Linked DNA regions of Homo sapiens: region 2 is linked to region 1. Evidence: read pairs that join two places in POLR2A ChIA-PET (ENCODE). Cell type or tissue: Caco-2. All regions are shown on one strand. Each heading gives the region's core, and the rest is flanking DNA. Links, peaks and the distances in the headings are about the cores only.

Region 1 (16,495 bases), core at 8,424-16,423:
GACCAGAGGAAAAATGTCTACCATATAAGATGCCAGAAAATGAAGCAGAAACAGAAGTCTGCTTTATGAAGCTGAACTAATAAGAAACACTAAGGGGCAGAAAGGAAAGATTGAATTTCTGCTAAGCGATATGAAATGTTAAAAAGAACAATCTTAATCACAAATGTGTGAGGCTTCAAAACCAGTAAATTCTTCCCAATGTGGATTTACTGAGAAACAGGCCATCGGGTCTTAGTGGAATCTTAGAACTACAGAGTATTACAAAAACAAACTACAATTTTGTTACTTAGAGCAGCGGTTCTCAAAGTGTGGCCTCAGGACCAGTTACATCAGCATCGCCTGGGAACCCGTGAGGCTCAGCAATTTGTGTTTTAATAAGTTCTTTAAATATTTAGAGCCAGCTTTCACTCCTCTATTGAGTCATTACTTCTTCAGCTTTAACCTTTCCAGGTCCGTCTTGTGGTCACTAGCTTCTCACTGGGCTGCTTAACTTCTATCAGTTACTACCCAGCAGAGGGATGTAGCCAGACATGAACTCATTTCTCAGGGTGTCTGCTCAGTACAGAGCAGAGTGGGTTGGTCCCTTCCTTAGTCCCAAGGTCTAAACTGTGGAAATGCTTTCCTTTTTGGGTGGTACTATTCATAGAAACAAGGATTTGCAGCCTGCATTCAGCTTTCGCATTCTGCAGCTTTGTGGTTCGCATGCTGTCCAGGAGCACGATGGTTTTGGTTTTGTTTTTGTTTTGCTGCATTTTGCTTTCTTTTGACAGTCTCGAACTAAACTGTGACTCGTGCCAAATGTATGGTCAGCCAAAACACTGAACTGTCCTCTAGAGATGCTCTTGTCAAACCACGTTTCTCCACGAACCACAATTCTCCATGAACCAGGGTTCTCAATTAACGAATACAGTTAATTTTTTGCACGTGTTAGTTTTGTACTTCTCTCTGTTAAAATTTATCTTACTAGATCCAGGTAATCTGCTTGGTTCCTATTTCTGTTATTTTCCATATAAGCTGAGTCTCAGCTTTGTGTCCTTTGCCAATTTGGGTGCTGATATCCTGGTTGAGGGGTTAATAATAACGTGAGCATCTTTGTTAGAGGCCTTCCTCACAGTTAATGAGGCTCAAAAACTTGGCATCTTTTGCAGTCCTTCTGGGTTAACATCAGAGGAATAGTTGTCATCAGTGCAATCATTGTTTGCATTTAAATTACTGTTATTCTAAAGTCCTCCTGCACATGGTTTCTCTTTATAGGGCCCATGTTCTAGAACTACATCCTCGGTCACTGTCCCAGTACAGCCATCTGTAGCACCTCCTCAGTAACTGACGGTGATGTTCCTTTCCCTACGCTGTTTATACCATCAGCCTGGGGTTTTCTTTGGAGGTGACACAAAGGTAAGTTTCAGTTTATTTATAGTCAGATTAAGATGAATTCAGAAGCTTCAGAATAATAGGAAGCAAAAAATTGTGCCTTGTAATTTCTCTCTGCTTTACCTACCTCCCCCAAGCTCTAAAACCTAAGAGTTTTGTGCTAAAGTCTAGATTTAACCAAGAGATTCAGGTTATTTAATTTAAAAAAAAAACCCTAAAATGTTGCTCATACATGATTCTTAGAGGAGTACAATTAGGTAATATAATTGCAGAAAATTGTTTTTAAAGGCAAAAGGCAGAACAACTTTGTGGTAGGAATGCTTTTAGCTGTGGTTTCTAGAGCATGAAAAAGTACCTGGAGTCCTAAACTGTTGTATCATTATCCTTAACTAATCCAAGTCAAGCCTCCCCCAAAACCCCACCCACAGTGAAATTCCAGCCTTAAACCAAACCTCAACATCTCAATAAAATCCAGCCACTCTCCTCCTCCAAGATGCTCCAAAATGCTTCCAAACCTCTTTTGATGCCATGTGCTCCCTTGCCATAGTAAGCAAATCAATAATAAATAAATAAAATGGAAAAAACACCTGGTGATAATAAAGTTCTTTGTAGTCTCAAGTAAATCTCTGTTGTAGGGAAGGCAAAAATTTACCTCTGCACTCCTACAGTTTTTCAGTTGGGCCTGAGAATTAAATTGACTTAAGAAATATCAACAGGAGACAAGCACACAAATTTATTTAATATAAGTTTTATGTGACAGGGGAGCCCTCATAAGGAAATGAAGCCCCAGAGATGCAGTGAGAATTGAACACTTATATAGTGGATTGGAGAAAGTAGGAAATTATAAAAATGTAGCAAGGCAAAAAGAGGCCTGGGCTAGGGTAGTTAACTGGGAGAAGCAGCTAGGAAGATAAGGGTTGTGTAACAAAGTTTGTACAAATTTTTCTCAGCCACAGCTTTCTGTCCTTGATAAGACTGTTAAGTAGACTGTCCGTCAACTTTCTCATTTCACTTAAGGATTTCATCTCCTGCATCTAAGAAACGGCACGAAGGGCAGAATGGTCTTGTACCTGCTATTTTGCAAGTGCCGTTAACTCAAAAGTCAATATCAGAGTGGCGTATTTTGGAGTGGCCTATTTTTAACTCCTTCCCCAGGAATCCTCTGTGCTTCTAGCTCTTTTATTGCTTTTCATTTCCCTCCCCTGTGCAACCCCGTCTTCTCTTGTTGGTTTTCTGGGTTTTCTGGTTTCTAATCTAGTTAAGGAGAAAACTGGCAAGGATGACCCTTTGGAGAATTGCTTCTTGGCTGTGCCCGGGCTTGTCCAGTCAGCCTGTCTGCTCTTGGGTAGGTTAGACCTGTTTCCAAAGAGTCTGCAAGCCCTGACATTTCTCATGGTCATCTACAAGATCTGGACAGTCCACGAGAGAGCAGCTCCTTCAGATTGAAGCAGAGGGGGGACAGTTCGGCCCAGGACCAGAAGGAACAACACCTAGCGGAGTTCCTGTGGTTGCCAAGGCTCCTTTTTTTCTTCCTTCTCCTGCTCTCTGTGTCACTGCAGCATATTTGCAATATTTGTGCTGTGTCCTTTCTCTACACCCCCACATTCTACCTCAGTGGAACAAGGAGGAGCTCACTCTGCCCAGCCATCACCTTCTACCAGGTTCCTTCTTCCTTTAGCCTTTCCAGCAACCCTCCTGCCCTCTTCTGAGGTTGGCAAATTCAGAGAGACATAATGGCAGATGTGTCAGGAGAAAGAAATGGAATGATACACAAGGTAGACACTAATTAGGTTGCAGAGTTACAATGTGAAAAAAACATTAATGGAATGATTGTAGAGCTGAAAGATGGGATGCAGAACTGGAGAAGAGATCCTCAGAAAGGAAGAACATCATTTCAACTGATGTTGAACATTGAATTGAACATCATTCATTGAATTGAACATCCATTCAACATCATGGCAAGAAAATCCCTGAATGTAAAAAAAAAACATTTCCAAATGCTAGCTAGTGACCTGTCTTTTCTGGAAAATTTCTATAGAAAAGAAATTCAAATGTGACAAAATAACTGGGATTTCTTGAATTGTGTTATCAGTCACTTAGGACCTCACTGTTTATTTCTCTCTGCATTCCTCCAGGCAGTAGAGTTTCTAGTTGTATCTCTCCAGAATCTAACACAGTGCCTCCCTAGCACATGGTAGGCACACAGTAAATGTTTGTGGGATGGATGGGCAACCAGGATAGAAACTGGATATCTAAGAATATAAGGTTTATATAGGGGATATTCTTGAACGAGTGAAGGCAGGAATTCAAACAGGTGTTTGTACACCCTTGTTCATAGCAGAATTATTCGCAATAGCTGAAAGGGTGGAAGCAAAGCAAATATCTACTGACAGATGAATGGATGACCAAAATGTAATGTATACATACAATGGAATATTATTTAGTCTTAAAAAGGGAAGAAATTTTGACACACACTACAACATGGATGAACCTCGAAGACATGTTAAGTAAAATAGGCCAGTCAAATATTGGACAAATATTGTATGATTCCTATGATATAGAGGCCTAGAGTAAACAAATTTGTAGAAACAGAAAGTAGAATGGTGGTTGGCAGGGCCCAGAAGCAGGATATTGTGGGGTTAGTGTTTAATTTGTATAGAGTTTCAGTTGGAAAATGACCGTGTTCTGTGGATGGATTGTGGTGATGGTTGCACTACAATATGAATGTAATTAATGCCACTGAACTGTACACTTAAAATTGATTAAAGTGGTAAATGTTATGTATATTTCACCACCATAATAGAAAAAAAGAATATGTTCATCAACTAATTCATAAATAAGAAACAAGAAAAGTTATTTTTATAACAAAGAAGTGAACCAGGTAATACTTGGAAAGTATAGGTTATAGCAAGAAGACAGCAATGACACTAGACCTAAAAAATATTCAAAACTGTGCTACTAAAACTGTGTTGCCTGAATCCTAATATGGGGCAGAGACTTAGAGCTCTTTCATTCTGCCCTCTCCCCATTATCCCTATGATTCTTTTTTTAAAAAATCAATTTTTTATTTTGAAAAAATGTCAAACCTGAAGAAAAATTGTAAAAATAGTACAAGTGGGCCCTTGTCTGATTCTTCCTTCACCATGAGAAGCGTGGAGGCCTTTGATGTGGTTTCTGTACCAGTCTACCCCGCAGAAATCCGTGGCTGTTGCCTTTGGAGATGGTGTCTGGGTGCGGGAGTGCATGCAGCACGCTGAAGCTGAAGCCCAGTCCTTGTTTACAGAATGGCCACTGGTCAATGACACTGGGCTGCTTCAAATGCTTTTGATCCCTTACCATCATCCAGCCCTGTGCCAGGCTGGTTTTCCTGCCAAAATGTGCCCAGTGCATTAGCTCATTTAGTCATCGCAGTAACCGTTTGAGTCAGTGCCCTTGTTCCTCTTTCACAGATGAGGAGGCAGAAGGCTACTAGATTAATGACATTATTAGCAGCAGACTCAGGACTTCAGTTCAGAACCATTGGCTTTAAATTCTAAACCTGTATGATGTACACAGAAGTAAAGCAGGAAGGTAACATGGAGGGGGTCCAGTGTGGGGCAGAAAGAAGAGGAATGGGGTCAGGCAGCAAGGGGAGGGAAAAGGGGCACATTCAGGCGGTGGCTCAGAACTATTCAACATGGTACTTGTTGGGTTGATATCTACATGGTACTGATAGCTATTTGTTGAAAAGCTGGTTCCAAAGTCCCCTGTTACATAACAAGCTCTCAAGAAGACAGCCCACCTGCGAGGTGACCTTCAGGGATTATGTGACCTGTACCCTGCCTGTGACTAGAAACCATACACAGAGGAAGTTTGCCATCAGCTGAAGAGTGCTTAACTGAGGCGTGGCGAGCAGACTGCACAGTTCTTGCCAACATCAGAGTTAATTTGGTAAATCTTGGCATCTGCTTTCCTTCAGATATTTACCTAAAGCCTCCATCTGCCTCTAAATATAGATGGATGAGAAGTTCAGCATCATTTAAGACACATTATTTTGCACTTGGCTATATATAGGAATGTACTGTTGTATAAGTAGCCACTTTAATCTGGTTTAAATTTAATTTGGCTCCTGGACATGCGTATGTATATGTTGGTTAAGCATTTCCTTTTCCTACGGTCATCTTTCAAAGTGCACGTTGCTTAAACATATAAGGGCTTACTTTTCTCATGTAACAGGAATTCAAAGTGGGTGTTTGCTAGTGGTGGTTCAGTGGCTTGAGGATACGGGGGCTGAGGTCTCTGATATTCTCTTGGTCTGTTCCTCATGGTCTCAAGGTGGGTGCAACAATTCTAGCCATCATATTGGAGTTCCAGGCAGAAAAGTGGAAGAAGAAGAAAAGAAAGAACAAAATGGCGTACCTCCTACCTGAATCAGGCTCCTATAGGAAAACTTTCCCAAAATCCCACATTATATTTTATTCCTCTACAATAGAAGTTAGAGGAAAGTCTTTTCAAGAGACATGTTTCTACCACCAACAATATAGGGTTCTCTTAGTAAAGAAGAGAGGATGGATGTTGGAAGGCAACTGGCTCTCTACCAGAGCCATATGTAAAACCCTTACCTATGGATCTGTTTCTGGATTTTATCCCACAGATCTCTTTTTATGCTGGCACCAGACCATACTGTTTTAACATCATAATCTGTTGGAAAATCTGAAGAGTCTGGTTTTTGCTTTTGCTTTGTATACAGTTGACATATAAGTTGGCTTAGACACTTAGTAAACTAAACAATCTTTTTACTTTTTATTAACCTGAAATAAAACCTACGTATTGAGAAAGACCTGTTAACTTAATTAAAACTACGGCTAGAAGGGATCCTTGTAGGAGATGGCTGTTGGAGAGCTTTCTGGAATCATTTCTAGATTTGACTTTTGGTAGGTTGAAATCTCTGCTTTTGAAATTCCTATTGTGGCGGAATTTTCCCAAGCACTGCAGATTTTTATTTCTTCCATCCTTTTAACTTAATTTTTGAATTCCTGAGTCTTAATTTTATTGTGTCTAATATGCACACAAGATCTGAGAGCAATATGTACATTTTAAGCCAAGAAACACACAGATCTTAGCTAAATGGTGAAGTCATGCCAAGAGCTGCCAATCCTGTTTTTCAGTGGAAGTGCAGAAGCATGTTGAAGTCTCCAGCTGAGCTCCCCACCACATTGGAAGAACCCAGAAAACAAACAAGCAAGCTCTTCTCATGACTTAAAACTCAGGGTTTTCAGGGTGATGATTTTAAACTCAGGGTGTCTAATCCATTCATGAAGAGTGTGGTCTGGCCTCAAGCCATTTCTGACATCAATACCCTTGATTCATGTCTGTTTATCCCTGTGCTGCCTCTGCGATGGACATGGAGATTCTACTTTAAATGCACATTTAGAAATCAGTTACCCATACCTCTTCAGCTAGCCATGGAATCTTTGAGGAATTAATTTTGGCCAGTTGAAAAATATGGAGTTAGCCATATAATACCAAAATAAATGCTTCCAAAAATTTCTGAGGGGGAAAAAAAAGCATACCATGTAGATATTAGGTGGAGAAAGTTATTTTCTTTCTAGTGCAATAGATACACATTTTCAAAAATAGACATGTTTTTCAATTCAGTTTTTCTACTTTATAGAAAAAGAAGCCAAAATATTCTCAACCCATATTTTTAACTTAGAACATGAAACATAAAATGTAGTTTGGCTTTATGTTGTGTCAAGCTAAGTGAGAAGGGCAGAGAAGACGGGGATCCCAAGAAGGAATGAAACCTCTTTGATAAAGCTTGAGAGGCAAAGATGTAATGCATTCATTCACCCCTTTTTCATAATCCTTTATATCTAAAAAGAAGCAAACGTTTCATGTGAGCTTTTTCATCAAACTGAAATTTGAAGGCATAAGTATTTTTGAAATTCACCATCTTCTGATATTTTTTAGAATTTTCTTTAGAGAAAAACTGTTAATGTTTTACTCCCTTTTGAGGGTCACAATCTATTACAAAACAAAAACTTTTCATTCAGTTTCATTGTATGTGGCCCTTTACACTTCCTGCTAAAGACTTTAGCCATGTATCTTTGCCCAGCTAGATACACACACAGTCAGCTTTTGATATTTGCCCTGTGGACCAGATGAAATAAAGCCCAGAATCAAGTCTACTGTTTCCCAATTGGTGTGACCATGGGCTGAATTCTGCGCTTCTTTTTGTTGTTGTTGTTGTTGTTACATTGCTACAGCCCAGATTTCCAATGACCTTGAGAGGTCTATGCGTGGGTATGTACATCCTGATGTGGGTTACTCATTTCCCATGTAATCTTACAGGTCCTTTATTTCTGCCCAAATGTGAGAGGCTCCAGTAAAGTTTCTAGCTAGAAGAATTATAATCTATAGAGGTGGTTGATAGAATTATTTTCATGCTCAGTGTTTTCCTTTAGGTCTCTATTCTCCAAATCTTGCAGGTAAAGTAGTCCTTTATTCAGGGAAGATGATGACGTTCATAATTGCAGGCCTAGAGAGAAAGCTGTCAATTGTCATACATTCCACAGGAACATCAAACAGAGCTCCTTTAGTTGAGGGCATCTCAATTCACTGAGCTGAGCCAGTCTCACTGATGTGTGATCTGAATGACAGAGGACTGGCAAAGGCCCTGGGTGAGGGTGTGTTTGTGTATTCACATTGCTGCAGAATCTTCAGTACTGCTTTGTGGGTTCCGTGGTCCTTAGGGATGGCTTCACCAAACAGGGATGCAAGAACAAGTCATTGCATTTTTGCAATACCTGGAGAATTGCCCATAAAAGATAATGAACTTACAGGAAAAGCTTATAGCTTTTGCAACACATACTTACAGACCGCGTTTAGCCAATCATAACTGCATGAAACTGATTGCACGTGCTCTTGGCTGTCTTTTAAATAACTTTTTTGGTTATTAATCTTTTGAAAAATATCGAGCATACTGGGGAAAAAACTCTAAAGATTAACTACATTTCTTCCTGTCTCTCAAAATCCAAGACAGGTGTTTGTCTACATAATTCTGAAACTTTAGGGACAATTTATACTCCAGATATTAACAAAAAAGAATGCTGTCAAGTAGTGAAAAACCAATAATGATTAGAATGTCAGAATGAAGGGAATAATGAATGTACTGTTTTAGAAAAATAAAACCAACTTATAACACATTGACTCTTTCTCAGTTTTCCCAAGAAACCATTCCTCTTGTGGAGGTCCTCATACCTGACATTTGCATACCAAAGTTGTCTTTTTCCCCATGACTTTCACATACATTACATCATAAGACTTTCACAGTTGCACTGTGGGATAGAAAAAACATTATCCCATTTAACACATGGGAAAGAAAGATTTGCCAAGATTAAGTGATATGCTAGAGTCACTTGAAGAATTTTTTGTGGCAGAGCCCAGACTAGAACTTAGGTCTTCTGACTCTGTCCCATTGAGCAACTACCCCGTACCAGGTATGGATGTCTTTAATACTGGGGGTAAAGTAGTGAGTGAGGCCTTCAAAGACCTTATGTTTCTGTCTCAGGACAGGTACTAAACAAGTAAAGTAACTACTCCTTGTAGCAAGTGCTCAGAAGAAAACAAGGAGTGTGATAGGAGAGAGATTTAAGAAGGGTTAATCTGGGAGGCGGAGGTTGCAGTGAGCTGAGTTGGCGCCACTGCACTCCAGCCTAAGCGACAGTGCGAGACTCTCAAAAAAAAAAAAAAAAAGTTATCAGAGAGGACCTGAGGAAAAGCTATTTCTTTTCCTGGAGCAGCTGGTCATGCTAGGATCCAGGAAAAGTAGTCTAGACATGGAAACAGGAGTTGCAAAGATCCTGAGGCAAGGAAGAGACTAGGATGTTCTAGGAACTTTTAGAAGGCTGGTGTTGCTTAGAGTTTTATGAGAAAGACAGAGTAGAATAAGATGAACTCGTAGAGTAAGGCAGCCATGGGAACTGCCTGGGCCTTTATGGACATGAAAAGGATTTCTTATTGTATTCTACATGACATGAAATCCCAATGAAGGGTTTTAGATGTAGGGAGTGGGATTAGGGAGGGGAAGTGATCTGATTTGTATGTTTAAAAAATCATTTTGGCTACAGTACAGAGAATGGATTAGAGGAAAGCAAGGGAAGCCAGGTAAGGTTATTTTGTATCTAGGCAAGAGTTGATGCTAGCTTGGGTTAGAGAGGTTCCCATGGAGTGGAAAGAGGTGGGTGGATTTGAAATACATTTTGGTTGTAGAACAGGCTCTACTACTGCCAGGAGATTGGAAAGGCAGTCTCGAATTGTGGTTAGTAGTATAGGCTCTGAAATTGGACCATAGTTGAAAATTGGACCATGGTTGAAAATCCTTGCTCCTCCAATATACTAGCTATATGAACTAAGGTAAGTTATTTATCTTCTGACTTGATTTCTTAATCTGAAAGATGAGGATAATGATAATCGTACCTATCTCATAGATTTACTGAATGGAGTATAGAATAATTGAATGGAGTATAAGGTAAGAACAATAAGAGGCCGGGTGCAGTGGCTCACGCCTGTAATCCCAACACTTTGGGAGGCCGAGGCAAGTGGATCACCTGAGGTCAAGAGTTCGAGACCAACCTGGCCAACATAGTGAAACCCCCGTCTCGACTAAAAATACCAAAAAAATTAGCCAGGCGTGGTGGTGGGTGCCTATAATCCCAGCTACTAGGGAGGCTGAGGCAGGAGAGGAGAATCGCTTGAACCTGGGAGACAGAGGTTGCAGTGAGCCGAGATTGTGCCATTGCACTCCAGCGTGGGTGACAGAGTGAGACCCTGTCTGAAAAACAAAACAAAACAAAACAAAAAAAAACAGTGAATAAGATCATGGAAATAGTGCTATCTCTTAGCATCGATCATTAGGAAGGGACAGGTATGTGTCGCTGACTCTGGCAACATGAAGGCTTTTGTTGACTTTAGCCAGAGCAGGCTCCATGGAGTGGGGAGTAGAGCCAGTCTGGACCAAATGCCACCGTAAGGGACCTGAATAGGGGCAGTTGGGCATCCCTCCTCTGTCCAATCCCTTGATAGGGAGCAGTTGGATAGACACATACTGCTATGGTCTGAATGTGTTCCCCAAAATTCATGTGTTGAAATTTAATCACCAGTGTGAGAGTATTAAGAAGTGGGGCCTTTAGACAGTGATTAAATCATGAGGGTAGAGCCCTAAGGCATAGGACTAGTGCCCTTATAAAAGATGTTTTGGGGGAGCTCATTCACCTCTCCCCCCCTTTGCCCGTCTGCCCTTTGCCATGTGAGAACACAGCAGCAAGGCACCATCTTGGAAGCAGAGGGCAGCCCTCACCGACACCAAATCTGTGCCTTGATCTTGGACTTCCCAGCTTCTAGAACTGCAAGACATAAAAGCCTATCGTTTCTAAATTATTCAGTCTAAGATATTTCATTATAGCAGCAGGAATGAACCAAGACACATATGTAAAGGGGGAAGGTGTTCCCAGTACCCCAGGAATGAGATGGGGTTAAATGATGGCTAGACACATTTAGAGAAGAAATATGGGCTCAACCACCTGTAAAGTTATTTTCCGTTTTAATATTGCACTTCTGGGCTTCTTCAGGAACTGTGGGTTTATTAATTAAGGATTGGTGGAGAAGACCTAGATACATGAATTCTATTATTTGAATGGTTTTTTTCCTGTAGAAAAGTATGTTTACCTCTGTTAGGATTTGTTTACACTGTAATAATTTACAGACCCAGTTTAGGTTAGGACTTGTTCATAATATACTGTGAAATGAAAGAAACAGGTAAGACAATGCCTATATAGTGAGACTGTTATAAAGCAAAGCCAAAAAAAAAATGTGTTTCTTAAAACCAGTCTGGAAGGATATACTGTCTACAAGATGTTATTGCCAGGTGATGGGCCCCTGGTGAGCTTTATTTTCGTTTTTGGACTTTTCTGATTTTTTTTTTTTTTTTTTAATGAAAGTGGTTTGGGTTTTTTTGTTTTTCTGTTTTTTGTTTTTTTTGTTTTTTGTTTTGTTTTTGTTTTTTTGAGACTGAATCTTGCCTTGCCCAGGCTGGAGTGCACTGGCATGATCTCAGCTCACTGCAACCTCCATCTCCCAAGTTCAAGCAATTCTCCTGCCTCGGCCTCCCAAGTAGCTGGGATTACAGGTGTGTGCCACCATGCCCGGCTAATTTTCTGTATTTTCAGTAGAGACGGAGTTTCACCATGTTGACCAGGCTGGTCTCAAACTCCTGATCTCAGGTGATCTGCACTCAGGCCAGTCTGCCTCAGCCTCCCAAAGTGTTGGGATTACAGATGTGAGCCACTGTGCCCGGCCTGAAAGTGTTTACTTTATAAAAAGAGAATAGAAAATCTTTTCCTTTTAGAGACCATATCTTATTATTATTTGAGAAATGCTTGTCCTCAATTTGTATTGGATTTCTGACCGAGTCATACGTCTCCTTGTGTTTTGCATAGTTGGTATGTTTACCTGCTCACAATCTGATTATTATTTGCTTTTGCAATCTTTTCTCCAGAACAATAAGAATGTAAGGTCATCTAGGCAAGAAACCTGTCTTTCCACTCCTCTGCATGACTCCTGGAGTGCTGTGGGAGTGTGGAGGAACTGCATCTGACTGAGTCATCCTCCCACCTAATGGTCTCACTCCAGAACATCCCCTGGGCTTGGCAGTGAGCGAGTCACCAAGGGAGAATCAGTGACTTCATTGAAATCAAGGAGCTGCAGTAGCAGGATGTTAGCTTATTCAACTAGATCAGGATGCTTTTTAGTGAGTTCGTCTTTATATTGATCTTCTTAACTGGTGATTCTTCTTAGTAAGGCTTTAGACAGAAGCAAAAGCCCTGACATTTCTAAATCAATAAGCTCTTCATATCCTATTTCTCAAACTGATATGTAATAATACAAAGTTTAAGAACTTTAAGGTGGCCTGAAGAGGGAATATTCTCCACATGAAGAGAAATTTAACCCAGAAAGTTTTCTAAAACAATTAGCAATTCTCTGTGCTTAAATGGTGTCACAGATAACTATAAGAACAAATGAATCGATAGTCATTGGTGACAGGATACGGGACAGGAGTAACCAATGGCAGAGTCCCTCAGGATGAGCTTGCTCTCTTTTCCTTGAATTGATTCTACGGGCTGGAAGACTGACTAACCTCTTCATTAGCTCATTGATCAGTCTCAGCCTCTGACTGCAGAGACAGAATGTGATTCCTCACCCAGCATTCCTCCAGGCTCATTCTCCATGGAAATCATCTCTTAAACAGGGTGGAAGATCTCCTCGACCATGTTTGGGATCCATTCCTGTTCCTGTTCTAGGACATTTAGAGAAGACATAGTAATGAGAAAATTTAGTCAAGTGCTAAAACTGTTGCGGGAAATATGGAGAATTTTTTCTTTATATTCTGAGAGACACTATTGCATAAAGGGTTAAAAGTGCAAGTCTGGAGCAAGACTCTCTGAGTTCAGGTTCCATTTAAAGCACTTTCTAGAACTGTAACCTTGGGCATTTATTTAGTTGTCTTACAGTGCCTCAGTTTCCTTTCTTATAATAGAGGGATAACAGTAGTACCTACCTCATCGATCTCTTGAGGGGATTGAATTACATCTAGAGTACTTAGAATAGTGCACCTAGTGACAACTCTTGATTGAGTGATTCTACATTATTAATAACTACAGTATGGCCCTTGAACAACACAGGTTTGAACTTCAGGGGGTCCAATTATACACAGGTTTTTTTTTTTTCAAGTAAATACAAGTTGAAAATGTAGTATTTGCAGAATGCAAATCCTACATGTATGGAGGGCCAACTTTTCCCATACCTGGTTCCTCAGGACTGACTGTGGGACTTGAGTGTGCATAGATTTTGTTATGGACGGGGGCCCTGGAATGAATCCTCTGCATATACTGAGGGATGAATATACATAAAATTAATAAAGAGCATTACATGGAGGCCTTCGTGCACTAATTCTAAAATACTGAATTTGTTAAGACTTTGTGGAGAAATAGGAGGTAGATTGAAAAACAGGACAATAAGCCACAGGTCTGGGCAGGATCTTTAAAGAAGCCATGAAGTCCCTAATCATCTCAGATTTTCCAGTACCTGCAGGTATCAACAGTCAAGTTGCAAAACAGCAAAGATGGCGGCCTGCCCATCCCTCTGGGAGCTGCATCCCAGGGAGGTTTGAAACCTCTGTCAGTCAGAAAGCGCCAGCGTTGGGGTAGCTGGAGACCCCGGTTGGGAGGTCACACCCGGTGAGGAGGAACAGGATCATAGAGCTGCTTTAAAAAGCAATCTGGCCACATTTTCCTAGAGTAGTCCAGCCCCATTTTTAACAAGAAAACTGGCCTTCAGAGAGCTTAAATAGTTTGATCAAAGTCTTAGAGCTACTAAGAGTTCGTCCAGGGACTCAGGCCCAAGGTCTGTGGCATCCTGAAGCGCAGCTCCTTTCTTCCTCTCTCCCCAGTGCCCCACAACCTGTTCCTGAAAAAAGCTCAGGCATTCTTGGTCCCTAAACTCAGCCTTACTCTGTCCTTTTTTCCTCAGTCTTCCTCTCATTCTTGACTTACCATTCCCCTTTCTTCCCTGGGAAAGGAAGCATCTGTACTTCTTTGAAAGTCCTGGGTTTTTAAATTGCCAAGGTAAGAAGAGTTAGTTGAAGAGCTGCTAATGGTTGTAGCCATTTAGCCCTGAATGCAGTCGTGCCTACCTAGCTGGGGTGTCCCTGAATGCGGTCGTGTCCACTTAGCTGAGGTGTCCCTGAATGCAGTCGTGTCCGCTTAGCTGGGGTGTCCCTGAATGCGGTCGTGTCCGCTTAGCTGGGGTGTCCCTGAATGCGGTCGTGTCCGCTTAGCTGGGGTGTCCCTGAATGCGGTCGTGTCCGCTTAGCTGGGGTGTCCCTGAATGCGGTCGTGTCCGCTTAGCTGGGGTGTCCCTGAATGCGGTCGTGTCCGCTTAGCTGGGGTGTCCCTGAATGCGGTCGTGTCCGCTTAGCTGGGGTGCACCTCTGTGTTCTTGCTGCTTCCTTGAAGGCTCCAACAATGCCTGGATGGGTTGGGAGAAGAACATGGTTTGAGGGAAATGCCTCATTCAACATCCCTATTGGGACTTTAGTGAGGAGTAGGTTTTTACTGAATTATTATAGACCATATTTCACCTGAGTTATAGCCACCAAACCTTGCAACAGCTTTTTCAGTTCTGTCATCACTAGGAACTTGTGCCTATGTGGCAATAAACTCCACAACAGGTCAGACCTCCTTGTCTACCCGGGCAGGTAGAAGGGGAAATACCGCTTCTCCCGTGGGTGGGGCATTATTTGTAATGTAATTGTAAGACCACTTCCTGGCAGCAAAACACTTGCCTGCTTCCTGCCCATAAGCCTTTAAGAGGGAAAGTGCTGGGTGCAGTGCTTGCAGAAGGTGACATTGCTAGCCTGGTCTCTTAGGAACCATGTGGCCAACATGACAGCCAGCCTTAGCCCAGCTGACTCTGGTCAGACCTAAGGAGCTGGTTCCCATTCCTCCAGGCCCGGGGCCTCTACCAGCCCACCTCCACCCCCTGCAACTTGTGTCCCCTGGGGCTGTGCTGCTCTGGGGGTGTACCCCCTGCAGAGCCCAATGGGAGGGTCCCAAGGGTGTTATGCAGATGTTCTTTTCAGAGGAAGCCAAAGCCAGCTGAACCAAGGTTGGGGACCGGTGGTCCTCTCCAACCTCCTGCCAGCATTCCCCTCACTATTAGTGCCCACCGCAGCTGGGAAGAGGCCAACATCCCCTTTTAGGATTTGACAGAAACTCCATACCAAGTGGCTTTGCACCTACGCACCTCTTTGGGGAAAGGAATGCTTTTCAGTTAAAGGTATTTCTGTGCGGCCATAAAAAAGAATGAGTTCATGTCCTTTGCAGGAACATGGATGAAGTGGGAAGCCATCATTCTCAGCAAACTAACACAGGAACAGAAAGCCAAATACCTCATGTTCTCACTCATAAGTGGGAGTTGAACAGTGAGAACACATGGACACAGGGAGGGGAACATCACACACTGGGGCCTATCGGGGGGTGAGGAGCAAGGGGAGGGAGAGCATTAGGACAAATACCTAATGCATTCGGGGCTTAAAACCTAGATGACGGGTTGATAGGTGCAGCAAACCACCATGGCACGTGTATACCTATGTAAGAAACCTGCTTGTTCTGCACATGTATCCCAGAACTTAAAGTAAAAAAAAAAAAATAAATAAATAAATAAATAAAGGGATTTCTGGCCGTGGTAAGCAGGTGAAGGGGTTTTATTTTGATTTGGGACAGGGTAATATTGGAGAGGGCTGCTCCTTTCAAAGGATATCAAAGGCTGACCCCAAGACAAACAAACTCTCCCCCTTAAAGATGCCTTGGGCGAAGGTATATCAGAAAGCGAGGTGCCTGGGCTGTCCCATTTTCCTACCCTTCTTTCTTTGAAATTCACTCTCATTCCTGGCTCTCAGATGTGGGCCCCTGAGCCAGTTTCCAAAGGACTTCTCACTGGGTGCCTCCCACCTCTTCCTTCCCTGGATGTCCTGTGAGCTTCTATGTCTGGGCAGGCAACCATGACCTCCTGCCCAGCTCAGACTCTCCCATCCCAGGCTAGAGTCAGTATGTGTGTGCCCCAGGCCTTCTCAGGAAGGGCAAGGATGCCTGGATGCAGAAGAGGCCCTGGAAATGAGTGACAAGGCAGGGAGCTGGCCTTTGTCTTTTTTATTTAAGTGTGAAGATGATAGTTAAATGACATGACAACTCTGGGAGACTTGGTAAATCTCTTTAGAATGTGAGGTCTTTTCTTTTTACCACTGTGGTGTCAGGGGGAAGTGCTAACATTAATTAGAGACTCCATGGACTAATACAGTGAGAAAAGAAATAGCCAAAATTTACTTTGAGTTAGACCCCTTCCAATTCTAGCCATTTCTGTAAGCTACATACTATTTATACCTAATAACCATGAATTAATCACACACACACACACACACACACACACACACACACACACACACACACACACCCCTATTTGGGATTGATTAGTCTTCTACTGTACCACAACACCCAATTCTACACATGTGCCCAGGCTTCTGGAGTTG
Region 2 (16,495 bases), core at 2,943-10,942, 150 kb before region 1:
GGAAAAAAAGGCTTTATTGTGAGACAGGCCAGCAAGGAGACAGGAGAGGCAGCTCAAATTTGTGTCCTCTATTTAGGGTCTGGAACAGGTTTAAGGGGGCAGAAGGTAAGGGAAAGGACTTAGGAATGTTGGCTTGGCAGAGTCTGATTAGAAGACCTCGAATTTGACCATTTACGGTAAGGTATATTTAGGCAGATTTTAACACCAAATCTTTCTGACTAGCAGACCTGTTTCTTCAGAAAGAGTACCAGTGGTCAGGTTCCAGTCATTTCTCAGTCTTCTTGGTTCAGGAGGAGGGGAAGTCATTTTTCTGTCTTCTTGGTTCAAGGTTCTGGCTGCGTTACATGACTTGCAGTTTTCGCTGTGTTATACCTGCAAGATGACTTGACATTCTGTTACCAACAAAGTACGGCCAATTTGGGCTGGTTCTGTGGTTATAAATGCAACTGCTTGATATACACTAGTTTATGCCATTCATTTGATTTCATAAGTGTTCTATGACATTATTTGTATTCTGTTTAATGTCCTAGGTATTTATGTCTTGAATCTTAAGTTAGAAATAAATTGCTTTAAGACAGAGCCCAATGTATATACTTTATTATACCTGGTGCGAGGACTTCAAATAGTGGAGAGGCCTTGAACTGAGACTTAGAGAGTGAGTAGGATCTGGTTCTTGAATTTCTTGCATATTCCTTTTATCTTTCTGAGAAAATTATAGTTAGCATTGCTAACAAATAAATATGTTTTCTTAAGTGCTGTATGCTATTAATATATACAAAGTACATAAAGGTGGCAGGTAGAAAAGGACAGGAGGAAGAATAAAGTGGTTTTGCTTCTCTCACTCATACCAGATTAGAATATTAGAAGGCTTACAAATTACAGCACATCCTGTCAAAGGTATGGTGGATTTGATTTTTGGAAAAAACCAAAGTCATTGAAACCCATTCTGGTATTTAAGGCCGATAAAAAGTATTTAGTGTTTGAAAATTTTTCAGTGCCTTTAAAGCACATTATTTTCTTGAATGGCTTATAAACTCATTCTGAAAGCAATTTCAAAAGAGGGATTCTAACAGTATTTTGAGTATTAGAAACATTGTGAGGCTGGGCATGGTGGCTCATGCGTGTAATCCCTGTACTTTGGGAGGCCGAAGCAGGCAGATCACCTGAGGTCAGGAGATTGAGACCAGCTGGACCAACATGGTGAAACCCCATCTCTCCTAAAAGTACAAAAAATTAACAGGGCATGGTGGCAGGCTCCTGTAATCCCAGCTACTCAAGAGGCTGAGGCAGGAGAATCACTTGAATCCTGGAGGCAGAGGTTGCAGTGAGCTGAGATGGCACCACTGCACTCCAGCCTGGGTGACAGAGTGAGACCTCATCTCAAAAAAAAGAAAAAAAAGGAAAGAAAAGAAAAAAAGAAACATTGTGAGAACAGGTATAACCTATTAAGGTGATGTCTTAGAGAAATAATAGTCATTTAGAAATGTTAAGTTTAGTGGGTTTTTTTGCTTAAAATAACCACAACTCAGAGCCATTCATTCACAGCTAGGGCTTGTAATATTTATACATAACTGTACCCTCATTTCTCCACCTTTTCCCTCTGACCTCTTGTCCTTTGGCCTCTTTACTCCACATTTACTTATTCCTACAAAGGTGGGGGAACAAAAAGAAGGTGAAATTTTATTCCTAGTTAATAATTTTATAAATCAAATAGGACATTTTGGCAAGAAAGAATTTTATAACCATTAATGGCTATGAAGCTTTGGGATCATCTGTTAATTTAACTATCCATGCCATCTCTGCTTCTTCTGTTAGCACAGATAATTTAAACTTAGGTGAATAATTTGCCATCCGTAATTATGGTCCAGCCAGTTATGCTCTTGGTCTATTATTAAATGTTTAACCATGTTTTCAGTAATTAGCGATTTGGTATAGGAAAGCAATAAAGAGTATTCCCTTTATTTATGGAAGGGAAGGAAAGTTGATGATAAATTTTGAGGGTAGCTTACAAACAAGATAAACTATAAAACTATAAAGTTTTCATTTTAAATACTTTATTGTATATGCTGTAATGATGTAATTTCTATTTGTAATACACAGGAACTAAGTGAAGGCAGAGATTCTCCTGAAGTTAGCCTTCTCTCAGGCACTGCTATTACAGTATCTGATACAGTTGCTGTAAAGGAGACATCATTAGTAGAGCCAGAGAAGATTTTAGCAGCACCAAATACATTTTTTGAGCCTAGAAAGGAAGTCACAATGACCATGACTTCTGAAGAAACTAAGGATGAAGAAAGCTCTCTTGAAACCTTTGTGTCTGCCTTAGAAAGTTTACTTACATCACCAGAAAGCACCCAGGAGGAAAGATTGTTTGAATTAGTAAGTGATTTTGATCGTAAAGAATTGATGAACCCATTGAGTGACTCTCTTAGTTCCATATCAATACCTTTGAATTCCTGGTCGGCATGTCATAGAGATTTACTAGAAGATGCAAAAGATGATGCATTGCCAGCTGAGTTATTGGAAGCCCTGAACACATTGTCAGAAGCCAAGGTGGAAACCATCTGTCACAGAAAAGAGGGAGGTAGCAGTCTCATTGCCAGAAATGAATGTTTAGAAGTGGAGTTCAATACGTCTCAGACCAATGAAGATTGTACACAAATAGCAGAGGTGAATTTTGAATTTCTTTGTTCTACTCCACCATTTGAACATGGTTCCAAGTTAGCTGAGCTATAGGACAAGCATCTTTCAGTGGAGCAAGTAGCTGAAAATATGAGTCTATGATTTTGCCTTTTAAACTTCAACAAGTTTTCATTGTGTTAAAATCAAATCTACCCAAATATCAACACCGAGAAGATACTTTGTGACTTGGAAGCATAGAGTGATCTTTTTAGAAGTTCCTAGGATAGAGTTTTCGAGGAGTTAGGAAATGAAAATAGAAAGATTTCTTCTCAACAGGGCTGAGAAGACATATCTTTAGATTGCTTATATGTAGGAAGGAAAGAATTCTTTACTAAAATTTTCTCTGTTAGCTCAGAAAATCACTATGTCTACCTGGGTGCAGAGTACTGATGGGATACCCCACATTAATTTACATTTTGACATAGAATATATGCAGTTGGGATGCCAGGGGAGGGAAAAAATATGCCTAGCTTAAGCAGAATTTTGACTTCTATGTCTGAGAATACTATCAGGTGGCATAGCTCTTGGGGTTTAGAATTCTTGTAGTATTATGCCTGGAGGCTCTGTAGTGGCCTATCACTCACAAAGTCCCTTTGTCATATTGACAGTTTCTTTGTTTTTAAAAATAATCTTTATTTTTTCCCCTGATTATAATAATAATGCATCCTCATTATAAAACACATTTTAAACCTTACAGAATTACATAATAATATGGTAACAAATATCCTCCACAGTTTCACTCTTTAGAGGTAATCACTGTTAACAGTTTGGTGTATCTCTCTCCAATTATTTCCATCATATTCTATATTAGTTCATTTTATACTAATGGGATTATATTATATATAATGCCTTCCAACTTATTTTTTAAATTTAATAATGTGTTTTGTTTATCTTTCAATGTCAGCAAATGTAGCACTACTTAAATCTTTTAATTTGCTGAATAGTATTCCACTGTGTGAATATATTGTAATTTATTTAATCAATTCACTAATGATGGTCATTTGGATTGTTTTCTTTCTTTTCTTTTTATCTTCCGATTACCAAAATGTTTCTGTGAACATCCTTGTGAAGATTTATGTAACAAAATGCTGAGCTCGTGTTGCAGCATACATACCTGGGACAATACTGCATGAAGTTCTGTTTAACAAATCTCAAAACTGACATAGGATTTTTTAAAAACCAGAAAAAGAGAAACTAATTATGGAGATAGGGCATGAAGATTAAAATTGCAGTGTTCTAATATGAAAAGAGGGAATATGAGTAAAGTGTAGGAAATTATGATTGGTATTAATACAGTGAATATGAATTTAGCAAGTCTTCGAAAGGAAAAAAAATAAACCCTCTTAAGTAGAAAGGAGACTTACTTAGAAGAGATCAAATAATATACTCATTTACTCAGCTGTAATAAAAATATGGAGCTTGTTACCTTGAGAAGCTTTGCAAGACGGATATGTAAGTAAGCTGAAGAAAGGTTTAGATGATACGTATAAAGAATACATATGTTCATGGAAGTTAAATCTATAATGAATTATTAAGGGAAAGAACAATTCCTGATACACTGTTAACCTTTTAAAATCAATGTAATGGAGGTTATGTACTATCTTGTTCCACAAAATATCACTTGCTGCTGCTGTCAGATAATAAAACCCTAGGCTGAATAGTCCATTGATCTAGCCTAGTGTGACATTTCTAATGTTTTTGTAGATCTCTCATCATTCTACATTCCAAATTTCTTGCAAAATTAAAACTCCTAGAGTGACCATAGATTTGCCTTTGAATTTTCAAGATAAATATTGATCAAAATCATTTTTACTTATGCTCTTAAGCTTTTAAATCTGCATTGTCCTTTATTACATTAATTATTATTAAATCTTTCATTATGTCCACATATGTCTATGAATTCTTGTACTTGGATCCTATAATAGGCATTTTAATTTAAGCAAAGGTCAAGACAAAATTTAACTTCTTATAGTTTTAATTTTTTTGCAGTGTTGTAATTTTTTGTGGATGTATTTACGTATTTGCAGACTCTGCAAGACCCAAATCCATCTGGATTGCAAACTTTGGCTCATCAAAATATCACTTCTTGTGAGCCACTAAGTAATAAGAGAAATTCAAATTCAGTGACAAATAGCTCTGATCAGGAAACTGCGTGTGTGTTGAGGAGATCATCCAGACTAGAAAAACTGAAAGTAAGCAGAGATGCAAAGTACTCAGATCACATGTATAAGATGCCAGAAAAGATTTTACCAAAAATCCTTGGCTGTGAGGACCTAACAAATAATAACTCTTCAGCTCAGAATTTCAGGTATGCAATGAAATTATGTCTTTATCTCCAGGTATGCTATAGACATTATAGATAATTATATGCTTGGGGACATCAGGGTCAGTATACAGTTAACACAGGGGAAAGAGCTTTATTTTTTATATTATTGCTTTTTTATTTTGCAGTTTTTGATCAGTGCCATACCACAGAGCAAGGCTTTTTCCTCGCAAAGAGCCTGCATCTTTTTCTCTAGAGGGTGAATAGAGTGGATAGTGGCATGCCAACTTGGGGAGTAAAGAGCAGGAGATTAAGAATACTCACACTTGTAGATGACTAATCCTAAAGAAGAGAAACCCACAGGTCGCGCAAAGAGAGGGCTAGAAGCTGTGATGACTGGCATGCCTGCTGCAGAATTACCTGCAGGAGCCATCTCCGTATTTAAAACTGCCACGCCACTTGAGAACAGCTCAGTAAAATACCCTGGAGTTTTAATATTGTATTCAAAAATTGGTATAATTCTCTGTGAATGTTTGCAAAAACCGTTATAGCCATTTAAAAAATACGTTGTTTTTCAAGAATGCAGGATCCGGCTTTAATGATTGATGGTAAAGAGAAGAATATGCATTCAGCAAGGTTCAAGAATGGAAAACAGATCAGGAAAAATGAACAATTTTCAGGAAAAAAAGGTGATGCATATTTTGAGTATTTTTCTATTTCTTTTACAAAAACAGAATTGGTAGAAAGGATTCAGAGATTATCTTTCTCAACTTTCTAATTTTGCTGATGAGGAAACTGAATTTCAGATAGGTTAAGGGTTTTTCCCAGAACCATACAGCTCATTATTAGCATAATTGAGAATTGATCCTGAACTTCTGACTCATAGATTAGTACTTTTTTCTGTAGTTCTGCTTTGGAAAGAGTAGTTACAGACCTCTTTTTAAATTTACATGTGTGACTAACCTAGCATATGGCTATGAAAAAGCATATCAGGAGGAATAAAGGAAAGGACAAGGCACAATTGTTATTATTCTTAGATCTTATTTCTGTGTTCCTATAACATCCAAAAGATTGAACTAAAAAACTCTCAGAAGCAATAAGAGAATCTAGAAACATTGTTTAAAAAATAATAGATAGTAGAACAATTGGCAAAACTGAAATATGGGTTGTAGATGAAAAAATAATATTGTATCAGAGGTAAGTTTTCTGAATTTGATAATAATACTGCAGCGATATAAGCGTACATCTTTGTCCTTAGAAATATACATTAAAGTATTAGTAAGTAAAAGGGCATGATGTATAAAAGTTACTTTTTATGTATACATGTGTCTGGATGCATACGTATTTAGAAGAAAGAATGGTTTAAAGTCAATGGCAAAATATTAACAAGGGGTGAGTCTTTTGTTCTATTTTTACAACTTTTCTGTAAGTCTGAGATTATTTCAAAAGAAAAAGTTTTAAAAATGCGATAAGCTGGAGTCAACAATTAATGCCTTTCACATATATGTATGTATTAACTTGTTAGAAAGTGTAAAAGACTATCTCATTTATAATTGTTCCAAAAAGAAAATACTTTTATAACTAATAAGAAACGTATCATACTTATAAGAAGAAAGTTTAAAAATTCTACTGTGAGATGTAAAAAATACTTGAATAAATGGAAAGAAGAACCTTGTTCTTGACTAGAAAGATTCAGCATTGTAAGAAGGTTATCCCTAAATTATTCTAGAAATGCATGAGATCTCATCAAAAACAGATTTTTATTTATTTGCTAATTTTTTGTTTTATTTTGTACTGTTTTACAGTGATAGAGAGTAGCTATGAGAAAATTTCAAAGTAATACTAAATATCACCTAGAAAAGTAAATATGAGAGACTAGCCAAGAAAATTCTGAAAAATAAAAGCAAAAAGTTAGAGTGGCAGGACCTTTTCTCCATAGTATGAGAGCATATTAGAAAGCTACAGAAATTAAAGTTATTTGACACTGGAGCAGGAATAGACAGATAAATCAGTGAAACAGAATAGAGAGTTTAGATGTAGAAGCCAGCTACAGTGAGATACGGGAAAGATATGTAATACAGATGGCATCTCAAATTGTGGTGAAAAGAAAGACTAAGCAATAAGTAGTGGAAAACACAAACAAAATTGGATTTCCATAACATTCCTTACACTAACTTTAATTTCAGATTGATCAAAGATTTAAATGAAAAATAAAAGTTGTAGAAGAAAGCGTAAGTGAATCTTTCTGTAACCTTGGTGTGGAGAAAGTCTTTTTAAATCCTCTTGGTTTCTGAGTTTAAAATCATAAAATTAACTACATACCTTTAAAAGAATGATAAAAATTCTTTTAAAGAATGATAAAATTAACTACATACATTTAAAAAAATTGTATGGAAATATACACTAAAGAAGAATCAAATATCAAATAGCTAAGAAATATTAGCATCATTTGACAAGGGTTTAATTGCATTAGTATGCAAAAAACTCTAATGAAACAGTAAGGATAAAGAACAGGGGTGTATGTCATGGCCTTAATGGTGGTGATGGTTTCATGGGTATATACTTGTCCCCAAGTATATTGAATTGTATACATTAAATAAGTATCCCTTTTTACATGTCAGATAATAATAATAACAATAATTAATTAAAAATTTTTAAACTGGGGGAAAAAAGTAAAAAGAACATGAATAGATAAGGAACATGAACAAGCAGTTCACAGAAAAAAAAATACACACACACACACACACATATATAAGCACCTCAATCCAGTCTTATTGGTCTAGGACTTCAAGTTTGAGTTTTGGGAGGACACCATTCAGTCTGTAACACCTTCAGAGGTGAATTCTACAAAATATATAAGGGGGAAATAATACCAGTTCACCACACAATTTTTCCAAAAAATTAAAGATGAGGAAACACTTCTCAACTCATTTTAATGAGGTCATCATTAAACTGATACCAAAATCAAAGACATTATAAGAACAGAAAATTAGACTAAGTATCCTTCATGAATATAGATGCAAAAATTCTAAACAGGCCACGTGCAGTGGCTCATGCCTAGAGTCGCAGTACTTTGGGAGGCTGAAGTGGGTGGATCGCTTGAGCCCAGAAGTTTGAGATCAGCTTAAGCAACATGGCGAAACCCTGTCTCTATGAAAAATGCAAAAAATTAGCTGGGCATGGTGGTATGTGCCTGTAGTCCCAGCTACTCGGGAGGCTGAGGTGGGAGAATTACCTGAGCCTGGGAAGTTGAGGCTGCAATGAGCCGTGATTGCACCACTGCACTCCATCCTGGGCAATACCCTGGAGAAGAATATGGAGAGCAAGACCCTGTCTCAAAAAAAAAAAAAATTCTAAACAAAACTTGAGCATATCAAATCCAACATTATATAATACATCATGACTAAGTGGTGTTTATCCTAGGAATTCAAGATTGGTTTTACACTTGAAGACCAATCGCTGTAATTCATTGTATTAACAAGCTAAAAAAGAGGAACCATATGATCATCTCAATAAATGCATAGAAAGCATTTGACAACATCTAACACATTTGTTCCTGGTGAAAATTCTCAGCAAACTAGGAATTCAACCTGACAATGGACATCTACAGAAATCATACAGCTTTATACTTAATTGTGAAAGATTAAATGCTTTCCCCCTAAGATCAGAAAATTACATAATTATAATATAACAAGTACAACTGGCACAGGCAGATTTGGAAGTAAAGACTGCTCTGATTATGGTAAGCATGCAATTTGTCTAGTGGGAAAAGAATGCTTTGTAGTCTGGTATACAAGAATGTAGACTCAAAGTTCAGCAGTTGGGTTTGTTATACAGTGGGACTGAATCAAGGGAGTCAAACGGCAAGGCAGTTGATATGTCGTCCATTAAGAAAGCTGCTGCAGTACTCAGTTACCTTTGTAAGGTTTTAGGATGGGGCAGGATAGCTAGATACAAACTGGAAAAGCTATCATCAAGCTACTCTGAAATTCAGAAAATCCAGATGAGTATTGCCCTCCAAACTGACAGGATTTGAAACATGTAAATGAGGAGCTTCAGTATTTTAGGAGGCACAGTGGAGAATTGATACTTGATATACATTATCTGGAAAAGTATTTTAATCGTGCATTTCTGGCTTAGTAAATAAAAACAATTGCAAGGATCAAGGCTGTGGTTCTCTGCTTAATTTCATTAATTTATTTTTAGCCAAGAAGGAGAATTTTGCATTCCCTTTTCCAGTCTCACTGGGATTAGTTTTTGTATCTTATATGCCTCTGAGATTTTCTCCTCATGGTTTTATAAGACATTTGGTAATATAACATTTTATTAAATTTGATAATATATTATTCTAGGTTTAAATAATCCTTTTCACCAGAACTTTTAAGAAGATTATCTGTTAGTCTTTTCATATATGCACCTTTCATGGGTTTTCAATCAACACACACTGTTTATCATGATTTATAGTTTACTTCAAATATTTTAAGACTAGTGGCATTTGTCTCTTTTTCCTTTTTGTATGTAGATAATATTATAGTTGGGTTAATGGATGAATATTCTCATAATATACTTCACTTCTACACTATTGACTGAGTTAATCCTGTTACCTATGTTCGTGAAGTTTGTAGTTTGAAATATGTGGTTTGTAATCCGTATTCCTTCTGATATTCAAATAATGATTTTTTTCTTTTGTTCATTCCCTCATTTCAGAAAAAATGAAGGTGAACAAAATATCTCTTCATAGCATTAACCGGAGAAACATTTTTGGAGAGAACTTAGTATATAAGGCTGCTCTACACGATGATGCTGATCTTGTTCATCATTGTATAAAAAAAGGTGGAAATGTTAATCAGCCAAGTTATGCTGGTAAGTTAGGATTACCACCCACAGTTACCTTAAGAGTGGTTTGTAGTTTCAGCTGAATCACTCTTAGGAAAGTATAGCAAAGTGAGCCTAAGGTAAGTTCCAAACAGAAGGCTTTCAGATCATTTTCCTGTTGAAGTAGCTCATCACCATTATCTTTCAGGGAAGAGGGCAGGGTGAGAAGACTGGGTGGCAGGAGAAGAGCATTATGTTTCTCCTTCAAAGATTATGCCAGGTGGGTTATGTGCAGTGGCATCCAGAAGGTACCTGGGGCTGGCTTTGCATGGTCATTGTTACTATGAGACTCAGCCTTGAATGAAGGAGAAATGATGTCAAACACTGGAAGAAGCTGATGGTGCACTGAGCTGTAGGGGAAAATTTATGATGAAATGGTAGATGTACAGCAGGAGCAGTGGCCAGGGAAATGGAAAAAATACAGTATGAAGTACAGAGGTTGGGACAGGGAGCTCAGAAAGTGCAGTATTTCTGCAAGGCTGGGTCACTGGTACAATGTTCCCTGTGGGTAGAATGTGACATGTTGTGCTAGAGAAGAGTGATTCCTTAAAGGTACTTAAGTACTTAATACACTGAACAATACTTGGACAGCCTGGATGGTGCTTTTGGGTGTCCATACTTTTCATGTTGTTTCTAAACTTGCTCAGTTTAGAAACATTGCAAAGAGTCTTATGGTGCACAGAGATGGCACAGTAAAATCCAGGGACAAGCAAGTGATTTCAAGTGCACCCCCAGTACTTTACCTTAGCAAAGCCTGGGTTTATACTATAATCAGGATTTTAACAGGATATTATTTTAAATGTCATACCCAGGTTATAGCCCTGTTATAACCCTCAACCTTGTATTCTTATTTGCCAGCCACAGCACTTACTCTCTTGATTTCAAGAGATATGCGGTTCTTTCTGTTGGTATTCTTTGTCTGCCCATTGAGTTCAAGAGTAGCCCTATATGCAGCCAATTTTGACTTTATGGATTTCTCAAGCCTCTCTTAACATGTTTCTTTGTATTAGCCTTTTTTTTTTAATGTGCCAGTGTTAACATTCTCAGTGGCTGTTCCCTTCTTGTCTTCAGCCAGTTAATATATACCTTTTCCTCATTGTCTCAGGTACTTCTGTGACCTTCATGAATTCTTTATCCCTATCATATTTTCCTGCATTTTGAACTCACTTGTTCTCTACTTTTCCTTCTTACTTTGCATCTTAGCTCTATCTTTATTTCTGGCTACCACATCCCACAGAATTACAGAGGACAGTGTTTCCACAGAGTTTCCATTTTCAATAGAATCACCTGCAATGTTTGTTTAAAATGCAACCATCATTTCACCTCCCAAAACACACACACACACACACACACACACACACACACACACAAAACAGAATCACCGGCAATGTTTGTTTAAAATGCAACCATCATTTTGCCTCCCAAAACACACACACACACACACACACACACACACACTCTGTGTCTCATACACACACACACTCACTCTCTCAGCTATATGACCTCTATCGTGTTAGTTCAATGTAGTGAGCGTTTACAGTATGCCTTCTATGTACCAGATGCTGTGAAAACAAAAAGATTAATAATCTCTAGTAGGAAGATTTAAGTATACTTATTTTGTGGTACAATTTAAAAAAAGGCCCACTGCCCTGTGAGAAATGAACAAAATGTAATAGTGGACCAATGGTCTTTTATATGTAACATTTTGAATTTTATAAGTCCTCATTTACGTTTTATGATATTTTTGTCTTTGATTAAAAAACAAATTGCAGGGAGCTCAGAAAGAGCAATAATTCTTTTTCCAAAAGCAAAGGTGACAGCCATGAAGTAGGCTAAAAAAAACTCTGAATACTCAAAATAGATCACATTTTAAATTTTTGCCAAAAACCTCTGAGAACAATGCCTTGAGCTTTATTTTATGCAGAACTCTTTCTGATTCCTATACCTGTAACACATTGGAACTGAAAAAGAAAGGTTGGCCCAGACCAGGGTATTAATGATAGCCTGAAGTTTAAGTCAATAACAAAGCAAGAAATAGATAACATAAAATATGAGAGACAAAACTGTTTAGGACTATGTAATGTAGAAAGGAGTGCGCTTTATACTTCTGTGAGTGTTAACGGTGGCTACATTACAGCATATAACAAATTTTAGTGTAATCATAAATCTTTTTTAAAAATGTGTTATATTCTCTTTGAAGGAAATTTATAACTATATTCATTTTTTAAGGAGATTTCCTCCAATTTCTTTTTTTAAATAAGTTTTTTTGGGGATCTCCCAACCTGCAGATTTGGGAGGTAATAAAAGATCTGTTGTAGAATGTGTTCCATCTTTATTTTGGAGGGGTGGTTTTACAATGCTGAAGGCATAATCCTTAGGGAAAGGAAAATTCTCTGTTACATTTGATTTCTTTCTGTAATCTGTAGCGATTTCTGTGGTCTTCAGTGGCTTTCTCTGCAGAATAAAGCACCTTCTGGCTTTATTGACACTGGGAACTTCTTTCAGCCCTGAAACTGATAATTCTTCTCTACTGAGTCATCCTTTTTTAAGTCTCACTTCAGGTAGCAGTCATTGTTTTTCCTGGAATTGGACACCATTTTTTACTTTTAATGGATACATAATTATTATATAACAAATAACTATAATTATATGTATAATATATAGTGTATTATAAACATACATAATTATACATATTTATGGGGAACAATGTGTTTTTTTAATACATGTATATGTTGTGTAATGATCAAATCAGAGTAATTAGCATATCTAACACCTTAAACATGTATCATTTCTTTATGTTAGGAACATTTAAAAATCCCCTTTTCTATTTCAAGACATGCAATACCTCTTTGCTGACTCTAGTCACCCAACTCTTCAATAGGACACCATCACTTATTCTTCATTTCTTTTGTGTGTGTGTGTGTGAGATGGAATCTCACTTTGTTGCCAGGCTAGAGTGCAGTGGCGTGATCTTGGCTCACTGCAACCTCCGCATCCCAGATTCAAGCGATTCTCCTTTCTCAGCCACCTGAGTAGCTGGGATTACAGGCGCCCGCCACCATGCCCAACTAATTTTTGTACTTTTAGTAGAGACAGGGTTTCACCATGTTGGCCAGGATGGTCTCGATCTCCTGACCTTGTGATCCACCTGCCTCAGCCTCCCAAAGTTCTGGGATTACAGGTGTGAGCCGCTGCACCTTTCTGTTCTTCATTTCTAATTGCAACTTTGTACCCATTGACCGTCTCTTCCTAATTTTTCCCCTCCCACTACTCTCCTCAGTCTGTAGTAACCACTATTCTATTCACTGTTTCTTAGGATCAACTTTTTAGATTCTGCATATGAGTAAGAACATGCAGTATGTGTCTTCCTGTGCATATCTTATTTCACTTAACATGATGTCCCCCAGGTTCTTCCATGTTGTTGCAAATGAAAGAATTTTATTCTTTTTTTATGGCTGAATAGTATTCCATTGTATACATATACCACATTTGCTTTATCCATTCTTCTGTTGATGGACACTTAGGTTGAGTCCATATCTTGGCTATTGTGAATAGTGCTACAGTGAGCATGGGAATTTAGATATATCTTTGACATACTGATTTCATTTCCTTTGGATATATACCAAGTAGTAGGATTGCTGGTTATGGTAGTTCTATTTTTAATTTTTTGAGGAATCTCCATATTGTTTTTCATAATGGCTGTACTAATTTACATTCCCACCAAAAGCGTAAAGGTTCTCTTTTCTCCACATCCTCATCAACACTTATCTTTTGTCTTTTTAATAATAGCCATTCTGAGTGGAATGAGGTGATACATTATTGTGGTTTTGATTTGCTTTTCCCTGGTAGTCAGTGATGTTGAGCACTTTTTTTGTATACCTGTTGGTCTTTTGCTCATTTTTAAATGGAATTATTATTATTATTATTTTTTGGCTATTGAGTTGTTTGAGTTTCTTACATATTCTGCATATTAACCCCTTGTCAGATGCATGGTTTGCAAATATTTTCTCCCATTCTATAAGTTGTCTCTTGACTCTGTTGATTGTTTTCTGTGCTGTGCAGAAGGTTTTTAGTTTGATGTAATCTCATTTGTCTGTTTTTTAATTTTGTTGCCTGTGCTTTTAAGGTCTTATCTAAAAAAGTATTGCCTAGTGTCATGAAGCATTTTTCCTATGTTTTCTTCTAGTAGTTTCAGTTTCAGTATTTACATTTAAGTTTTTAGTCCACTTTGAGTTGAATTTTGTATGTGTTGAAAATAAGGATCCAGTTTTATTCTTCTGCATGTGGATATCCATTTTTTCCAGCACCATTTATTGAAGAGGCTGTTTTTTCCCCAGTGTGTATTTTTGGCACCTTTGTTGAAAAGCAGTTGGCTGTAGATGCGTGGATTTATGTCTGGGCTTTGTATTCTGTTATATTGGTCTGTGTGTCTATTTTTATGTCAATATGATGATCTTCTCATTAATAGAGCTAAGTAAGGTAATATGCCTCTAGCTTTGTTTTTTAAAAATTTTTTGCTCAAGGTTGCTTTGGCTGTTTGGGGGTCTTTTGTGGTTCTACATGAATTTTAGGGATTTTTTTTATTCCTGTGATGAATGTCATTGGTATTTTGATAGAGATTGCATTGAATCTATAGATCATATTGAATCTGTAGATTATTGTGACAGAATTAATTATTCCAATCCATGAACATGGGATACACTTATATTTATATGTGTCCTCTTCAATCTGTTTCATCAATGTTTTGTAGTTTTCAGTGTGGAGATCTTTCACCTTCATCTTAAATTTATTCCTAGGTATTTTATTTTTTGGTAGCTATAATAATTAGGTTTGTTTTCTTGAATTCTTTTTCTGTATAGTTCACTATTTAGCATATAGAAACACTGCTTTCTGTATGTTGATTTTGTATCCTGAAAGCTTATTGACTTTATTAGTTCTTACAGTTTTTTAGTGAAGTCTTTAGGGCTTTCTATATATAAGACCATATCATCCACAACCAGGGACAATTTGACTTCCTCCTTTCCCATTTGGACACCTTTTATTTTTTTCTTTTGCCTAATTTCTCTCACTAGGATTTCCAGTATAATACTAACTAGAAGTGGTGAAAGTGGACATTCTTGTCTTTTTCCAGATCTTAAAGGAAAAACTTTCAACTTTTCCCTGTTTCATATGAAGGTAGCTATGGGTAAAAATAAAGCCCATATATGGGATTTATTGTGTTGACGTACATACCTACTGTACCTAATTTGTTGAGAATTTTTATCATGAAGGGATGTTGAATTCTATCAAATGCTTTTTCTGCATCTTTTGAAATGATCATATGGTTTTTGTCTTTCTTTCTGTTAATGTGATATATCACGTTTATTGGTTTGTGCATGTTAAATCACTCTTGTATCCCTGGGATGAATCCCAATTGATCATAATGAATAATCTTTTTAATGTACTGTTGAATTCAGTTTGCTTGTATTTTGTTGAAGATTTTGCCCCTGTGTTCATCAGGGGTATTGGGGATTCATTTTTAAGCACCTCCTCCCCCTGACCCATCATTGACTTTGGATCACTCACACTTGTATCTTGTTTTCTTTGGGAATTTTCTTCAGTAACTTTAAAATAGGATACTGGCTTTTCCTTGGAAGCCATATGTTTACTTTTATATTTACCTTATCTTTCAGGCATTCAGGGCTCAAGGAGAAAAGTAATATTTGGTTGTGGTTATTTTCTCATTTCTATAGTAGACATTTTAGTCTTTTTTTTTTTTTTTAAGTTGGACTCTCACTCTTGTCACCCAGGCTGGAGTGCAATGGCGCTATCTCGGCTCACTGAAACCTTCCCCTCCCAGGTTCAAGAGATTCTCCTGCCTCAGCCTCCCGAATAGCTGGGATTACAGGCGCTTGCCACCACGCCTGGCTAATTTTTGTATTTTTAGTAGAGATGGGGTTTTACCATGTTGGCCAGGCTGGTCTTGAATTCCTGACTTCAGGTGATCTGCCTTTCTCGGCCTCCCAAAGTGCTGGGATTATAGGCATAAGCCACCTCTCCTGGCCCATTTTCATCTTCTTTAGGAAACTAATTTTTATTGTAGTTTGAGCAAAATCTAGACAAGGAAAGGAAGTTTTCTAGAAGGAAAATCATCATCTGCATTCCAAAGTTAACGACTTTTGAGTTTCTGATACTTAATTTTTCATCCCATCTAACTGGGACCTGTGATAGATAATCAAGTTAACCAATGTACATATTGGTAAGCAAATTTTCACAGGTTCCAGAACCTAAACAGCAATGAATTCATACCTTCTATAAGAAACAATATTTGGGGGAAATCGTTTTTGTATATACATTTTAAAAATAGGTAGTTTTAAAATATTCAAAAAGTTCACATGACCTATTTATTTATCCATATACCTACTATCTAGATTCTACATATTTATTTTATCAGATATCTATCCATCTTGAAATCTCTCTGTCCATCCATCAATCCATCTTTATTTTGGTGCATTTCAGAGAAATTATAGACAACAGTGTGTTTTATTTTTTTTATTTTTTATTTTTTTTGAGTCTACCATGTTCAACATGTGGCTTCTTTTTTTTTATCATTACTATTATACTTTTAAGTTTTAGGGTACATGTGCACAATGTGCAGGTTTGTTACATATGTATACCTGTGCCACGTTGGTGTGC

What was found. Peaks named below come from ENCODE experiments on the same cell type or tissue, not always from the same donor. Only the 100,000 strongest peaks of a DNase experiment are listed, where the experiment ranks them.
Region 2: POLR2A ChIA-PET joins it to region 1 with 8 read pairs; 2 of 35 experiments call an interaction of 5 or more read pairs at or near these places.

What each region holds. Positions count from the first base shown.
Region 1 is chr5:75,032,797-75,049,291 of GRCh38, reverse strand. GCNT4 (glucosaminyl (N-acetyl) transferase 4) reads left to right here. Exons shown (of 4, transcript NM_001366737.1): 3 at 1,255-1,395. Among named protein-coding and RNA genes, the nearest start is that of GCNT4, 12 kb to the left of the region's middle. RefSeq lists an enhancer at 11,517-12,716. In Caco-2, for the core only: no CTCF peak of the experiment used is centred there; a DNase peak (open chromatin) is centred at 12,001.
Region 2 is chr5:75,181,806-75,198,300 of GRCh38, reverse strand. It overlaps ANKRD31 (ankyrin repeat domain 31), which reads left to right. Exons shown (of 26, transcript NM_001372053.1): 7 at 2,101-2,670; 8 at 4,710-4,990; 9 at 5,525-5,634; 10 at 9,653-9,808. Among named protein-coding and RNA genes, the nearest start is that of ANKRD31, 47 kb to the left of the region's middle. In Caco-2, for the core only: no CTCF peak of the experiment used is centred there; no DNase peak of the experiment used is centred there.